Linked DNA regions of Homo sapiens: regions 2 and 3 are each linked to region 1. Evidence: chromatin contacts called from ENCODE Hi-C data. All regions are on one chromosome and are shown on one strand. Each heading gives the region's core, a stretch centred on a gene start or an enhancer-like site at or near the end of the contact. The rest is flanking DNA. Distances are from core to core; before and after follow the strand shown.

What was found. A loop is a pair of places that touch in the nucleus more often than their neighbours do. Pooled maps may share reads with other maps.
Region 2: a loop to region 1 is called in a pooled map, with 9 times the contacts of the local background. The contact joins the enhancer-like site here to the promoter of LINC02084 in region 1. A Hi-C loop is called at or near these places in 3 of 37 single-sample maps with no recorded cell type and 7 of 50 pooled maps.
Region 3: a map of naive thymus-derived CD4-positive, alpha-beta T cell shows a loop between it and region 1 (3-fold over the local background). The contact joins the promoter of LINC00693 here to the promoter of LINC02084 in region 1. A Hi-C loop is called at or near these places in 1 of 168 maps with a recorded cell type or tissue (naive thymus-derived CD4-positive, alpha-beta T cell), 13 of 37 single-sample maps with no recorded cell type and 9 of 50 pooled maps.

What each region holds. Positions count from the first base shown.
Region 1 is chr3:27,711,032-27,714,427 of GRCh38, reverse strand. LINC02084 (long intergenic non-protein coding RNA 2084) reads right to left here and starts at 1,509. Exons shown (of 2, transcript XR_007095851.1): 1 at 1,386-1,509; 2 at 28-1,271. It also overlaps the pseudogene KIAA1143P2. RefSeq lists enhancers at 1-339, 1,011-1,696.
Region 2 is chr3:28,666,237-28,669,632 of GRCh38, reverse strand. All of the region lies in intron 2 of LINC00693 (long intergenic non-protein coding RNA 693), which reads right to left. Among named protein-coding and RNA genes, the nearest start is that of LINC00693, 93 kb to the right of the region's middle. RefSeq lists a silencer at 1,702-1,861. Within about 2 kb of position 1,797, at least 5 of the 41 ENCODE cell types and tissues checked have a DNase peak (open chromatin) inside an H3K27ac peak, as active enhancers do.
Region 3 is chr3:28,573,523-28,576,918 of GRCh38, reverse strand. It overlaps LINC00693 (long intergenic non-protein coding RNA 693), which reads right to left and starts at 1,641. Exons shown (of 5, transcript NR_038840.1): 1 at 1,544-1,641; 2 at 423-646. It overlaps LOC107986012 (protein transport protein SEC31-like), which reads left to right and starts at 592. Exons shown (of 3, transcript XM_047449399.1): 1 at 592-1,566; 2 at 2,907-2,959. The coding sequence starts at 592. The coding sequence ends at 1,182.

The DNA of each region.
Region 1 (3,396 bases), core at 260-2,759:
ATCGTACAGTAAAAAAGAACCTGGTACTTGTGAAAAGTCCCTCACAGTGTTTAATAGAAACGTAAGTGGCTGAGTGGCCCCAATTAACACCTTATGATAAGGCATTCCTAAGATGGAGTGTCAGACACCAAATTGTGAAGAGATGTATCTAATTAATCCTCCTAGGATGACACCGATAAACAAGCCTCTATTTAAATAAAGATCAAGGGCTCGGCGCCCGGTTTGTTTACATTCTCCGCCAGGGTCTCCTAGTATGCACCGGTGCAGGCGGTGTTCCCTGCCCAGGGAGGAGATACTGGCTCGGGGGTCTGCTGGCTCGTCCTGGTTCACATCTCCGTTCTTGCCCCAAATAAACAAAAAACCACAATAAAATCAATAAATTGCAATGAAACAGGAAAAAGCAGTGCAAAGAGGACCTGACTCGGAGTTGGAAATACTGTTATTTGCCGTTTTCCACTGGTGTTCTTTCCATCACCAAACACTTTTTGGTTGTTGGTTTGCGAGGGAAAAAAGGAAGAAGGGGGGAAAGCAGCCCACATGTAGCCTCTAGAATTCTTTTCTGCTCTGGAGAGAATTCGGAGCAGGACCTTCCTCCGGTCCCCACCCCGCCCCGGCACGAGTTCGCTCTGGGTGGTTCCAGAATTCCTCCTCCTGGGTGTAGAAGCTGGGAATTGTCGGGATGTAGAGTAGCTATCCTGGGGGTGGAGTGGGGAGCCGCAGACGTCTGGAAGGGAAACTGGGAAAGGTGGGAAGAGTCAGAAAGAACTTGAGGAGGAGGGGAAGCAGCAGATTAGCGCGCCATATTTTCAGCCCATGTTTGGGCCGGATTTGGAGCCGGTTTCAAGTCTGCAGCAACGTATCTTCCAAACCTTCAATGGAGAGTTTCGAGGCTCCAAATCTGTTTTTGGTCCCGGTTTCCCTTTTTACAGCCGTCTTTGATTCGCTTTAAACCTAGGTGAAAGCAGACTCACGGTCTTCCCTCTCCTCTGCAGTCTCTTCTTTCCGAATTAAACCTGCGTAGGGGGAGGAATGTAATTTTTTAAATCTCTGCGGGTGTCATGGAAACGCTCTGGAATAAAAACTTCCCCGCATTCCCTTTGATTTTTATGGACATTCAGCTAACAGTAGGAACAAAAATTAAGATCTTTCCTTTCCCATTCGCCTGGACACTTATCTTTCCGGCTCGCGCCGCCGTGTCCTCTACCCGGCTACACAGCGACTCCAAAAGTTTAGCTTTCACCCCGCGGAGATTTCGACAGCTCTGGGAGGCTCTTTTTAAAAGGGAATTTGGAGAAATCTGTTGCTGAGCACGATTGAGTCCCACTCTATAAAATACCCATCACCCCGCCGTCATTCCTCAAGTTTACGCTTTCAAATATGCGAACCCCAAGGTCCAGCCCGGGAGTAAGCCAATCCCAGGACCCGGTCCACCGGCGCGTGTCTTGAAAAGAATGTCGGAGGTCAGATTCTCTCCTACCGCTTAGAGGCCTCGGCTCAGCGCACACATTTGGGGTTCGCAGGGCTTCCGCGCGCCGGAACCCGACCTGCGCTGGATTTTCTTCCGGGCGCAGGAGCTAAGCGATATCTTGGACAGTCTGAAGTTACAGGCACCTTTTTCTTCTCCCCCCTCTCCCCCAACAAGACGATGGGACTCCAGCCTTGCTGGTCATCGAATTTCTCCTTATTACGACTTAAATGAAAAGTAAAACACGAGACGTGGGCGAGTGCGCACACACACATCCACCCCCTTCTTCAACTCTGGGAGTCCTCTGTGTGTCGCCGAGGGCACGTATGGAGTTCGCCAAGGGAAGGATTCAGCTGCCCAAATGCTAACCAGGCCCTCAGCAATGGTCCCTAAAGTGCCCCCGCGTCACATGGATCTCTGACCGCCGCCGAAGCAATGCATTATTTCAGGCAGCATTCCCCTCCCACCAAATACACATTAAGAGACACGAGTTTAATTTTCCCCTGCCTCCTTGAAAAGCTCCGAACCCCTTCCTATAAGCCCTTGTGGGGACAGCAGGGCTTGCACAATGACTTTTGTAACTTTAAGTTCTACCCAGGTTTCCCCACACAGTTGGAGTGGAGGAGGACCCCACGCCTCACCCTTGGCCTCCAGGTCCCGCAGCAGAGTTTCCGCGCGGGTCTGCAGGCTCCTCTCTCTTCTGGGCCGCGGGCAGCCTTCGCCATCTGGTGGCCATGGAGAGTAAGGATCTCCCCAGCCGAAGAGAGCTCCTCCACTCTTAAAGCTGCTGCTTTGTCAGGTCCTGAACAGTTCCGTCAAAAAAAAAAAAAAAAAAAAAAAGAAAGAAAAAAAAGGACCCAGTGGCGCGATCTCACTGCAACCTCCGTCTCCCGGGTTCAAGTGATTCTCCTACCTCAGCCTCCCGAGTAGCTGGGACTACAGGCGTGCGCCACCACACCTGGCTGATTTTTGTATTTTTGGTAGAGGCTGGGTTTCACCATGTTGGCCAGGCTGGTCTCCAACTCCTGACCTCAGGTGATCCACCAGTCTCGGCTTCCCAAAGTGCTGGGATTACAGGTGTGAGCCGCTGAGCCCCACACTCCTACGCTTCTTTAAAAGTTTTTTAGTGTAGGGGAAGGAGCCTGGAATTTGGAGTTCTGTGACTTAAGTTCTAGTCCGCCGCCCCTTACAGCGGCATTGTCTTTAGCTTCACTGAACTTCATTTCCTCATCTGTGAAGTGGGGATTCCAACAGCACCTATCCCGGCAAAGAGTACTGAGAAGGAAGAAATGAGATTATAAATTTAACTGTTTTGTAAACTGTTGAGTAGTTCCGAATATTAGTAGGTATCACTAATTACTAATTTTATAACATGTATGATAGTAAACTTAGATGCATTAGCAAAGGAAAGTTTTTATTAATTCAGAAATAATTACAAATATTATGCAGTTTGAAAAAGTAGAGAGCAATGGACCCCCATGTGTCCACTACCAGCTACAATAACCATCAATCCATGGCCTCTCTTATTTCTTCCTGTAATCCCCACTCCACTCTTTCTGCCACGAATCCCGAAATTCCTGTCCTCTAATCCACAATTATTTCCGTACACAGCCCTTAAAGAAAAGGACTCTTTTAAAAAAAAAAAATATATATATATATATATATATATATATATATAACTGTCATGCTATTATCTCATCTAAAAAATCAACAATCATTTCTGAATATCGGGAAATATCCAGGTACGTTTTTCTGGTTGTCTCATAAAGTTGTTCTTGTTATTCTTTTTGTTTGCTTGTTCCTTACAGTTGTTTGTTTTAATCAGGATCCAAACAGGTCCCACACATGTGATTGATGTATCACTTAATTCTCTCAGTCTAGAACTCTCCCCTCTCAACTTTTCTCTTTTATTTTTCCTTGCAATTTATTGA
Region 2 (3,396 bases), core at 548-3,047, 950 kb before region 1:
GTCCACAAGCTCCTAGACCCTGACCATGAGTGAGCTACTGGGACCAGAAGGATGGTAATCCCAGCTCTGTCATTTACTATCCTTGAGATCTTGCAAAATTCCCTTAACTACAGAAAGACACAGCTTTCTTATCTCTTAAATAACATAGGAATGAATATTTGAAAAGCCCTGTCCATCTTGCAAGGCTTTCTTAGAGTTTCAAATGAGATTTTATAAGTGAAAGTCACTTATAAACTTTAAGATGCAATATAAACATAAGAAATTATGGTGGCATGTGTAGAGAGTATAGGATTCTGCTCATATTATGTAACGAGTATAGAAATTATCCAGCAAAATTGGTGAGAAAAAAATAGTTTAAATATAAGTTCATTTACATTTGGCCATTTTTCACCCTAATAATACAAGCTACCACAACATGAAACATAATAATAAATGAACTTGCTCATGGTTACTGTGGAAATGCTTTCATAAAACAGCTATGTCTGGTGTGATTTAAAAAAAAAAGCCAATATTTACCAAGTGCACTTAATATGGGCTGGCACTATTCTAAGAGTTTTAGATGTATTAAAACTCATTTAATCCCCATTACACCCCTATGAGGAAGGTAATATTATAATAGTAAACTCACTTTACTAATGAGAAATCTGGGGCTCAGAGAGGTTAATTTGCCCAAGATCACATAAATAGGAGGGGTGGCACCAAGAGCTGAACCCAAGCAGTCTGGCTCCTAACCCAACACAGTGATATACTAGAGAGAGAGAATATCAGCACTAACATTGAAAAGTTGTAACTGTGGGAAGGAGGTAGAAAAGGACGGTCAGGGAAAGAAAATATTTGTAAAATGTTAATCTGCTTAATGTTTTTACCTAACCTCTTCCAAGTGTACAAAACTTTGTGATTAAAAACAAACACCTAGCCCACAAACATACAGTCTAATAACCAGGAGTCTCTTTATTTCTCATAAAGGGATTTATCTGTCCTTAATGGTTCTGCTGTCTGATCTCAGATGGACCTAACCCCATTCCCCATTCTTAATTACCAGCAATTCAATTTGAACCAGGGTAAATGGACAGCTTGATCATATCTGCAGTCTGACACCAGAAATGCTATGACAACCACCCATTTTTCTTTAAAAAAATGATCTCGTAGCTTGTATCATGTCCTGTCTTTCATCTTCTGGAAGAAGAGAGATGGAATGTACAAATAAGCCACACTGTTGGCCAGAAGCCTGTGTGATAATAAGCCCTGATCTCCCATAGGTCAGAGTACGATACCAGACCATTCAGAGCATACAGGGCAAGTCAAATGCCCTGTGAGCTTCTGTGACTACAGGAAAGAACAGTCATTTTGAACCTTTTGGGTTTCTGCCAGGGGAACTTTATTCAGTCCCCAACGTGAGCACCTTCTTTGTGCCAGGCACTGTCAGACACCGGGGACACAGAATGAATATGACCCAGTCTCTGCCCTGAGGAGTTCACAGCATAGCAGGGCAATGCAGATACATAAATAGCCACCTGTGATGAGTGCTAAAAAAAGGGACAGGAGGAGAGCACACACAGAGGAAGGAGAGAATGGAGAGGGGTACATATTCAGGAATTATTTCTGATTAAGATGAATGGGATTTGGGATTTAACTAGGTGGGGTGGGAGAGAGAAATGATCCTAAAGTTTCTGGCTCTCAGGTCAGCTCAGACCATTATAGAGAAAGACTAGTTCTAAGAGGCTATGTCTGAGCTCATGTGCTCAAAAGCCCCAAGTGACAAGTTTCAAACCACCATTAGCGCCATCTGTTGGCCACAGTAGGAGGTGACATACACTGGGCTGGCATTTGGCTTTATGGAAATGAGCTGTGAAAGTTACCAAGTAGAGGACACCTGTATATGATAACATCCTTAACCTAGAGGCATAAGAAAGGATAGTGGTTTGCAAGCTTGTCTAAGCCAACTTATTTTGTTGTTGTTGTTCTGTTTTGTTTTGTTTTAGGCTTTTAGCGGCCTGTAGCCATTGTTTTTAGTTTCTGTCTGTAGAGATAAACAGAAAAGAGGGGTGAGGAAGGGACTTCACTGACCCAACCAGAAAGGGAAACTAAGAACTCACGACTGTATTCTCTCCCTTGGACACTTTACTAAACTATACAGGCTCTGGGGTCAGACTGCATTGGGGTATAAACTAATAGTACATGACATTGGTCTTTTATCTTGTCTAAGACTCGGATTTTATTAAAATGAAAAACGACAATAAAACTGTAACTATGTCACAGAACCATTTTGAAAATTAGAATATATGCTACATGGACAAGAACTCTCATATACTGGTAGTGCGAATATAAACTGAGAGTACAATTTTTGAACATATGTATGTTCTATGACCTAGCAGTTTCACTCTTAAGATTATACGCAATAGAAACGTGTATTATGGGTGCTGAATGGTACATATATATATATATATGAAAATTTCCTAATAGTCCTGCTTGTGATAATAATAAACTAAAAATAAGCAACATTTCCAGCAACAGAAAAATAGATACATAAATTGTAGTTATTCATACAATGGGACACTACACAGTAATGGGCATGAGCAATCAACAACTACACATAAAAAGATAGACAAATCTTACAGACATAAAATTGAGCAAAGAGGCCAGATACCAAATACTACATATTGTATGACTCCATTTAAATAACACACAGACACAGGCTAAACTAATAAATGTTAAAAAGTCTGGATGACTGGCCAGGCACGGTGGCTCATGCCTGTAATCCCAGCACTTTGGGAGGCTGAGGCGGGTGGATCACCTGAGGTCAGGAGTTTGAGACCAGTCTAATCAACATGATGAAACCCTGTCTCTACTAAAAATACAAAAAATTAGCTGGGCGTGATGGCGGGCACCTGTAATCCCAGCTATTTGGGAGGCTGAGGCATGAGAATTGCTCGAACCTGGGAGGCGGAGGTTGCAGTGAGCCGAGAACATGCCATTGCACTCCAGCCTGGGCAGTAAGAGCAAAACTCCATCTTGAAAAAAAAAGTCCGGATGATTATCACTGGGTAGAGGGTTAGTAACCAGGAAGGGAGCATTAAAGCATTAAAGAAGCCCCTAAAATGCTGGCAATGTTATTTTCTGATGTGGATGCTGCTTACCTGAACGTATTTACTTGGTAAATTTTTTTTGATTTTTTAAAGTTGAAAATAATTTTCAATCTTTTAAAAGTGCTCTTCTACTTTCAAAAGCTCTCAGCACTGAACCTGCTTGATAACAAGTGTTCAGTATATATTAGGTATTGAAATGTCATGAGAATGAAGAAGAGGATGATGAAGAGTCAAATAGAGGAGTAATTCAGAGGGAGAGCTGGTGAGTATTACTTCTGCTACATTCAGAGACATTCTTCAGTTCAGTAGA
Region 3 (3,396 bases), core at 392-2,891, 860 kb before region 1:
TGTCACCACCCTCCAAGGAGTCTCAGAAGCCACTTGGCAGCTCCTAAAGAAATGTTTCTCTTAGACCCATATCATCCAAATAAGCCTCAGTTAGACTGCGAGGGCAAGCAAAGGTCTCATCACTGCTCTACTGAGGTGCTGTGCTTGCCCAGAGCATCACACCGCATGTACCAGACGACTTTTCTCTGCACACACCGCTGAACACTGAAACCAGGACAGACTTCTGCACATACCCTCCAGTTCGGAAAGTCACTATCGCCCATGGATTCCCTTAAATCTTAAGCCTTCTTCACATCTGCCACCCCCACCCCCACACAAACCAGGGAAGGGGGTTGGGGAGCGGAGGGGTTAAAGTGACAGCCACGACAGCAACTCCTTGGTTTTGTTCAAAAGGTATCACAGCGCCAACACTGTGGACCTACCTTGCTCTCTCCTTTCTCGCCGTTGGGTCTCGTCTCGGGATCGTCGCTGTCCTCAGCGCCTGCACTCTCGCCGGGCAGTTCATCCTGAGCCAGCTGCTGAGGCGGCGGCTGGGGCTGGGGCGGCTGTGGCGGCGCCTGGCAGGCTCCGCCAGCCCCCTGGGAGCGGGGGATGGGCTCCGGGCGCGGAGAAACTCCCTCAACATCCATCTCCATCTTCCCATTCACTGGAGGGCAAGACAAAAGCGGAGTGGAGACTTGGCAGCGGCGCCCGGCAGCTACTCAGCTGCCCGTGGCACGCATGGCTCGCCGAGGAGGGGCCGCCTCCCGCGCGCCCTCCCTTCTGCCACCCTTCGCCCCCGCTCCCCGCAGCTCCGCTCGCCTGCTTGGCTCCGGCCCTGGCGGCGTCTGGGCCGGGGTGCGCGAGGAGCGGGTGGCCGCGTGTCCTTGGAGCGCTGGCCTTCAGGCGCCCCCGGCAGTCCCGCTAAGCAGAGCGCATCCCGGCGGCGGCGGCGGCGGCGGCGGCGGCGCCTCCCAGCCGCGCTCCCAGCCTCAGGGCCGCTTGGGTACTTGCTCTCCAGCCCGGCCCACGCTCCTAGCCGCTTTCCAGCGTCTCTTGGGGCCCCTTGGCGTTTCTCCTCCCTACCAACCTTCTGAACAAAGTTGCTGGAAGAACCAACCTGGTCGCCGGGCTTTGCCCGGCGAAGCTGGCAAGAATAGGGACTCTCAGGTGCAAGTGAAATCTACCTTCCCCGCCCGCTGACCAAGCGCCGACCCTCAGCCTTACCCCCTCCCCAACGCAAAGGAGCCAAGGAAAGGAGGGATCTCCGACCTGTGCGAGGTGGTGGCGGCGAGGACTAGAAAGAGAGGAGCGTGCGGAGGGCTGGTGCGCCCACCCCCAACCCCAGGTGACCCCCGCCTCCGCGCTGGCCCTGGTCCCCTCCCTCTCCCGGCCGAGCGCGCCTCCGGGGTCAGTCCCTCCGGGCTGCGCGTGTGTGTATCCCAGAGCTCCGCTCCGGGGTCTGTTCTGCCGCTGGCGGCTCCGCGCCGCACAGCCCTGCACTAAAGAACTGGAGTAGAGAAGGAGAAGCCAACGGCAAATTCCGGGCAGGAAGTCGACCTACCCTTGCCTCTGGCCAGGTCGCAGGTTAGAACCGGGAAGGGGTGGGGCCCCTCGGGGACAGCGAGGACGCGAGTCTCGCGGCGCGCCGGAGTTTGGCGTAAAGGTCGGCAACAGAGGGTCGATGGGGTAGGAGGAAGGAGAAGCGAGAAGTCGCTGCCAGGCATTTACTGCAATGTGCCCGGGGCGGGCGCCAGCTGGGCGCCGTCTCTTTTTGGTGGTGAGTTCTGTGCTGGAAGAGCGTCCTCAGCAGGGCAGGGCTCCACCAGGAGGCTTCGGTGGTGACCCCAGGGCAGGCAGTGCGTTGCGTCTATAAATTTAAATAGAGATGGCGAGGGTAGCCTTGGAAATTCTTAAATCAGGGTTCACCACTAGTCAGGTGAACAGGATGACTTCTCAATTTAACACCACTTGATCCTGGGTAGTAGCTTACAACTTCATGGGAACTGCCACTGCAACTCTGCACGTCCAGGAGGGACTTTCAAGCAGCTCTGGAGAGAAATGGCGGGTTATCAAGAACCTGTTCAATATTAAATAGAGCCCATTATTCTGGGCTTTGAATTCCATAATGCTCCCAAATGGATCAGCAGATTAATGAACTATTCATGCGTTTCTTGGCAGAGGATGGCTTTTTTCCCCTAGCATGTATCACAGATCACACTTGCTTGATGAAACTGGAAAATTGCATTGCTCATCCCATGAATGCTTTGCATTAACTTAAACACAACTTTTACATATCAAGACACACTGTCCCATTGATGCAGTTACACAAGAACACATCATTAGGTTGTATCCCTCAATGCTATCTTTTAATCTGACTCTGCATGTGTGACAGAAATTAATTGCCACTTTCATCAGTGTAGACAACCAATCTGGGTAATGCAATGTGAACAAGTTTTTGAAAAAGAAGAAAAAGTTTAGGGACCAAATTACCCATTCTCTTTTTCTTCAGATTTTCTAAAAATCAGATTTCAAGTTCGTTTTCTAAATTGGGAATTGTTGAAAATAGAGTGAGCTCCTCCCCAGTACCTGGTAATAAACCAACAATCATTATAGAACGTTTATAATGGTAAATTAGATTATATGTGTAATGTGCTTAGCAGAGTGTCTTTGTGCATATCGAGCACCTAACATTGTTATACCGAGAACAGTAAGATGATATATGTTCACACTGAGTGTTCATCTGAAGACCTTGATTTACAAAATAGAAGCTACCGGTTTAAATCACCTTTATTTAAATTTCCTAAAAGATATTTGGTATCTTTAGAGAATGAAGCCCCTTCTGAAGACAGGAAGAAAGTCAATAATATTTTGTGCAATAAAGGTTTGAATTTGTCAGGTTTTTGTTTTTTTTTTTTTCCCTACAGTGTAGCAATAAAAATCACATGTCAGTTCAGACAGCAGCAGGAATAGCTGACTGGTAAGTTATTATTCTTCCATGCTTGCTACTTCCAAAATACGTTTGTGAACTTCTTTCAAGGCTTAAATGAAGATTAAATCAAAATAAAGATACAATACTTCAATTAAATTTGTCCTAAATTTAGACATGTCCTTTTAAAGATTCTTATTGTTAAATGCAAATATTTCTCCTTTCTTCTGCCCCTCTATTTTTGGGGGACAGTTTTTTTTAAGCATCTGTCACAAGTAAATATGGACTCGGAAAATATATTACATTTCAAAACTGTTGATTGCACCTAATTATGCATGTAAATTGCTACTTCAAGCATGAAGACAGCTTGCAACATTTTGAAAATTTTGCCCTACTAGTCATCTGAGGTATTTGTGTTACTATTTTGCAGTTGCCTTAAATGACTCTTCATTTCTCAATTAACTTTCCATTAATGATAGGTCTATGAA